Linked DNA regions of Homo sapiens: region 2 is linked to region 1. The links are chromatin loops, found by intact Hi-C in ENCODE. Cell type or tissue: gastrocnemius medialis. All regions are shown on one strand. Links, peaks and the distances in the headings refer to the core of each region. The heading gives the core; the rest is flanking DNA. Region 1 overlaps MECP2 (methyl-CpG binding protein 2). Region 2 overlaps BCAP31 (B cell receptor associated protein 31).

Region 1 (2,903 bases), core at 85-2,584:
CCTCAGCAGTCCAGGACTGCTTGTAGTTCCTCCCAGGTACCATGTTTCTTGCACTCCTGGCCTTTGTCATTGGCTCCCCTGCCCAAGTCCCCTTCTCTTCTCCTTTCCTTCCCCTGTGGCCTTGCCTTGTCGTGCTTATCCTTGAAGACCCTGTCAGGTATCTCTTCCCCAAAGAGCCCTGCCTAACCACCGCCCCCCTCCCCCCCGCGACACACACACCTGGGTTAGGCCCTGCCTCTCCACGCCTGTGCCTCCTGCCAAGTCCTCAGAGGTCTCTGATCCCATGTGCCTCCAGGCATGGCATAGGGGGACTGTGACACAGCCTCTCGGCCCACAGACCCCTGATTGTGGGCTTGCTCACTGCCCCAGTCAGTCCTCTTATTGAGGATTCCGTGCCAGTTCCTGACTCCAGCACACACACGCATGTAGGCCGCCCTCCTAGTGCCTGGCTCCTTCCCTGTCTCTTCTGCCACTCATTCCCATGGTCGTATCCTGGAGTTGGTCATCTCTGGAACTCCACCCACGGAGTTCTAACTTAGCTCTGCCTATGATGAGGACTTACTGTCTTCCCAGCTTGCAGTGTCAACCACTGTTTGATGCCCCTGGGACTCCATTGGTCTTCCCTCCTCTTGTGAACTGTGCCCATCACCAGACGAACTTGTTTTAGAATTTACCATCGTAACTGAGCTCCCTTCAGCGCATACCTCCTTGGCTCCTGCTCAGTCTCTGTTTCTCCTTTTAGCCAAACTCTCTAAGAGTTCTCTCCACTCATGGGCCCTCTTCCTTGCCTGCTGCTCCTTGCTCAGCTTGCTCCATGAACACTTGCTTTTCCACATTCCATGAAATAATCTTAACAGTCATCAGTGGCTGTCACTCCTTCTCAGCCCTTTCCTTGTGTCTCTTCTGGTACCTCATACTCTCCAGGTGGCCATCTCACCTCACATCTTGAACCCTCTGGGTTTGGGAGAATTCTCACCTCACGAGTTGATGGGAGGCCTGGCGACCTCTGATTGTAGTCACTGCAAATGCCAGATGCTTATTTGCCTAGCTTCCCTTTCGGTCAGGGCAGCAGTTGGCAAACGGTATCTCAAGGGCCAAGTCCGGCCCACTGCCTGTTTTCGTAAATGAAGCTTTACCAGGACCCAGTTCCACCCCGTCCTTTGTGCATTGTCCAAGACTGCTCTCCTGTACAACAGCAGGTGGGCTGGTTGTGACAGATACTGTCTGGCCCACAAGGTGGAAAATACTATCTGGCCCCTTACAGAAAGAAATTACCTGAGTTCTACACGAGGGTGTAGGTATGTACCCTGGCCTCTGCCAGTCAGACTCACATGCTAGGAGGAGCAGGGCCAGGCAGGAGAGCCGTGTCTCCTGGCATTGGGGCTGCAGGAAAGACGAGCTCCTAGGCCACAGTGCCAGTGGCCAGTGCTGCTGCCTTGCAGGGTCGCACAGGCAGTGCTGGCTGTTTGGACTGGCTTGGCAGAAGGATTTGAAGTATTGTTCCTAGCCAACTGGACTCAAACCTGTTCCTCCAACCCTCTAGGGATTCTCTTATCACCCAGTAGCCTTTTCCCCCTAGTTTTAAAAATTGCAGTAAAATACACAAAAGATAAAATGTACTGCCTTAACCATTTTTAAGTGTACAATTCTGTGGTATTGAGCACATTTATATTGTGCAACCATCACCACATGCATCTTCAATAGCTTTTCATCAGTCCTTGTCTGCATAAATCAGCTAGAGTTGGTTTCTATTGATTGCCACCAATAATCTTGACAGATATGTCTGATCTTCCTTCTCTGCACTGACTCCTCTTTCTCTGTCTCCTCTGCTGATTCTTTCTCCTCATCACAACTCCAAATAGCAGGGGGAGGGTTGTTTACACTTATATTCAGCACGCCCTCACGCACTCGCCTGGCTCTTCAGACCTCTCCCCTGAACTCCAGATTCATACATCCAGCTGCCCTTTAGGCCTCTAGAAAGCTAAATACCTCAGTATCAAAAACATGAGAAACGGAAGCCAGAGTCCTGGATCTCTCGCCCTTTCGCTGTCCCGGTGCCCATGCCCTTCAGGGATGGCACCTAGACCAGCTCCCTGCATCCCTGCCTAGACTCTGCAGTAGTCTCACGTGGCAGACCCGGAGGTCACTCTCCTCTCTGGATGCCCTGCGGACACTCCGGTTAGCCTCAGCTGCAAGAGCCTCCTCACCCAAGGTCACGCCATTTCCAGGACAGCACCCTGGTGACTGAGCGAGGTAAGGGTACAAGGCCCTTATAGGGCCTTCTCTTTGACTTCTTCCCACCTCCCTTTATGGATGTCAGTTCCTGATGAACATCTTACACCTCAAACCGTGACCCAACATCTGCTTCTGCAGAGCCCCCCTGTGGCATCTTGTGCCCTCCTGCCCCACTCCCTCTACTCTATATCTTCCCATAGTTAGAATGGGCTTTTTTTTTTTTTTTTTGAGATAAGGTCTCCCTTTGTCACCCAGGCTGGAATGCAATGGCACAGTCACGACTCACTGCAGCCTCAACCTCCTGGGCTCAAGCAGTCCTCCCACCTCAGCCTCCCAAGTAGCTGAGACTACAGGTATGCACCACCACACCTGGCTAATTTTTATATTTTTTGTAGAGACTGGGGTCTCCCTATGTTGCCCGGGCTGGTCTCGAACTCCCAGGCTCAAGCAATCCTCCCGCCTTGGCCTCCCAAAATGCAGGATTACAGGCGTGTACCAGTGTGCCCAGCCTCAGATGGGCTCTTTGAAAAATGTTTATTAGATCAGGTTACTCCCTTGAGAAAAACCCTCTCAGAATAAAACCCGAAGTCCATTACTTGAAAGCAGAGCCAGCTTCATGGGCCTTTGTAACTGCCCATGGGCTTGCTGGAACCCAGGCTTGGTTTAAT
Region 2 (2,903 bases), core at 205-2,704, 340 kb after region 1:
TGTGGTGGGGCCACCACCATCCCGTATAGACCAAGCGGGCTCCCTGCCACCTGCCTTCCCCCCTTTGGCCTGTGCACCCCACTTCCAGTGGCTCGCTATCACATGGATCCTCCAGGACGCGGCTCCCCCACAGTCTCTGCTTCGGCCTCCCCCTGTCATGAAGCAGTCATGTGGGTCTCATGGGAGAGCCTCACGTAACACATGCTCTCCCCCAACTCGATTCTCTGAGCATTTTGGGGACCTCTGTGCGGAACACCCCCTCCAGCTGCCGGCCCAGCCGGCACCTCCTCTTCGTGAATCTCCGAGGCTTCCCTGTGGAGCCTGTTCCGAGGGGCCCACACCATGTTCCCGGCTGACCCATAGCGCTGTCCTCGGGTCCCAGGGCAGCCTGCACACGCAGCTCTGAGGTGTGGCACTTGGCAGGGTTGCCCATCGTGGAAAACCTGGGCTCTTCCCCTTCAGACTGTTCAGCTCAGTGCCAAGGGCCTGGCACATATGAAGGGCGCTGAAACATTTGGTGACTGAATGGGCTGTCCCGGGCTGACGGCGACAGCTTTAGGTGCGTGCCTGGGTTGAACTTGTTGGGCTTTTTAGCCAAGAAGCCCAGCTTTTCAGGTCTTAGGAGCTATGACAGTTTGTGAAGGCGGGTCCATCGGGGCCACCTCCAGGGGACCACACTGGATGAGCCACTGGTTTCCACTTGTGGAAGACTCCGGCAGTCGCTCCTGTTCCCTTCCTGCCAACCTTGCACTTCGGGGGCACAGCTAGCGAGAGGCCCTCTTGAGTCTTGGAGTGTGTTGGGGACGGCAGCTCCCTCTGGGCTGGGGTTTGTGTGTTCAGAGGACCTGCACTGCCTTCTCTGCCTTACTCAGCTTAAATGACGGTCAAGGTTAGGCCCAAAGTGCTGGTTAGCAGCCAGTCGCAGGAAGGCCCCTGTTTGTGTGGAAGCCCCCTGAATTTTTGCTGACCTGAACTTGATCCACAGGCATCTTTTGTTTCCTCTTTACCCCTCCAGGGTAGAATCCCATCGCTGCCATTAGCCCAGATGGAGCTGCCCGTGCTTCTCTGCTGAGCTGCTTTTTCTTCTTTTTTAGGTTGAGTCATCTAATCACAGACTACCTTTGCCTAAGTTGTCTTACCTCAGTCGGTTGCTCTCTACCCTCCAGCTTACCCCAAACCCCTCAGATAGCTGGTTTTAAAAAAGATACACAGCAAAACCCCAGAAACCCAGCTGGTCTGTGTCACTTGTTCTCAAGAAGAAGGGAGGACAGGCCAGACCCACACCTGCCCCTTTGCCCTGCGCTTAGTGCACTGTCCTCAGGATGGGTGAGCTCCATCTGGGTCGTGGGCTGGAGCTGCCACAAGTCATGTTCTCATTTGAAACGGCCTCCATTTCCCCCAGCTCTAGCCCTCCTCTTCCCGTCTTCTCCAGCGTCTGTGTGCTGGGAGGCTACAGGGAAGGCCACGCAGCTGTACCAAAATGGACTTGGGGCAGCCCTTTGGGGCAGCCTTCTCGGGTCTGCTCTAGGTGACTCTCCCAGTTGTAACCTGTTTTCCTGATTCCAGACTGGTGGGTAAGAGTCGCTGAGGGCAGTGGAAGCCCTGGTGTTAGTCATTCTTCTTCACTGAAGCCTTCCTGAGGCGTCACCTGACTTGCTTCCTTGCCTGGGCGCTGCCTCATTTTTTTTCTTCCACAGCTGGGGCGTGTTCACCCAGAGTCCACTGGCCACCCTGCGGTAGGCCTGGAAAGTCAGCAGGTGGCGCTGGGACACCGGCTTTCTGCCGGCTGGGGGCTGAGGAGTGAGCTTATGTGAACACCATGTGTATGCAGGGGCTGGGGGTTGAATGACTTGACTCGCCTGAAACCCGTCAGCAGGGCGGGCCGGGGGTGGCCACAGCATGGAATCTTTTGGTCGGGACTTGCTCCTTCTCCATTTCCTATTAAGCCCGTGTCCTCTTCCCCTTGCTCATGGGGGAAGACAGGGCTGCTGAAAAGTGCTTATGAGCCATGGCTCTCTCCATTTGATATGGTTGGCCCTGTTTCTCTAGTCTGTGGAGAGGTTCTGTTTCTCCTGCCTTCTCTGGTTTACTCAACCTTTTATAAAAGCACGATAGCCCTGCTCAGTGTCCAACAACATTCTATCAAGAAAGCCCAGTCAGATTGAGGCATTGGGGCTGCCATGTGTCTTCCAAGGCCACATCTGGATTCTGTTAAGTTTCGTTCACTGGCCTTTTTTTGGACCCCAGGCCATTCTATTGGTGACCACCCTGTATCTGTAGGAGTTGCCTTTGGCTCTTAGGTTCTTTCCTGTTTTCTGGAAATGAATAGCTAAGAACAGTGATTCGGGTAAGACTACTTGGGAGATCCAGCAGAGGCAGAAGCTAAAGGCCATGTTCGTGCCCTGTCCTGGGGGCCTGGGAAGCTACAAGGGAACAGACAAGCGCACGTTAACGTGCCTGAGTGACCCAGTGTGAGGGAGCGGGAAAATGTTCTAGAAGGCTGGCTCCCAGGCTGAAAAATGCCAGTGATCAGAGAGGACCTGGTCTGCATTGCTTGGGCCCTGGGTGGGGGTTGAGGGTGTGAGGATGCAGAGGCTGGAGCTCTGGGTTGTGCCTTCAGGTCGCGGCAGTGAATGTTTTTTCCCCCTGCAGCCATGAGCCTGGCTTGCCCATCAGAACGGGTCTGAGACGGCGCCTTCCCACTCCTGTCTTCTGTCTCCTCTGTTGCTAGACTGAGCAGCTCTGTGTCTGCCTCTGCCCCTCTTGGTGCCAGGCTCCCAGGTGAACACAGGTGCAGTCTAGGCCCAGGGAGATTCTGTCCAGCCTTACGTGCAGCCTCAAATCTGTCCCCTCACCTGTCAGGGAGCATTTCCTCTCCTGGGAGTGGGATCCAGTCATCTGGA

The links. A loop is a pair of places that touch in the nucleus more often than their neighbours do. Peaks named below come from ENCODE experiments on the same cell type or tissue, not always from the same donor. Only the 100,000 strongest peaks of a DNase experiment are listed, where the experiment ranks them.
Region 2: a loop joins it to region 1, with 3 times the contacts of the local background. A loop is called at or near these places in 1 of 110 quality-filtered maps.

The regions. Positions count from the first base shown.
Region 1 is chrX:154,047,867-154,050,769 of GRCh38, reverse strand. The region is part of intron 1 of MECP2 (methyl-CpG binding protein 2); the gene reads left to right. Among named protein-coding and RNA genes, the nearest start is that of MIR718, 29 kb to the right of the region's middle. In gastrocnemius medialis, for the core only: no CTCF peak of the experiment used is centred there; DNase peaks (open chromatin) are centred at 1,279 and 2,179; H3K27ac peaks cover 2,500 bases.
Region 2 is chrX:153,707,409-153,710,311 of GRCh38, reverse strand. All of the region lies in intron 4 of BCAP31 (B cell receptor associated protein 31), which reads left to right. Among named protein-coding and RNA genes, the nearest start is that of BCAP31, 16 kb to the left of the region's middle. RefSeq lists enhancers at 1,604-1,898, 2,886-2,903. In gastrocnemius medialis, for the core only: a CTCF peak has its summit at 1,762 (motif pointing right); a DNase peak (open chromatin) is centred at 1,731; H3K27ac peaks cover 2,500 bases.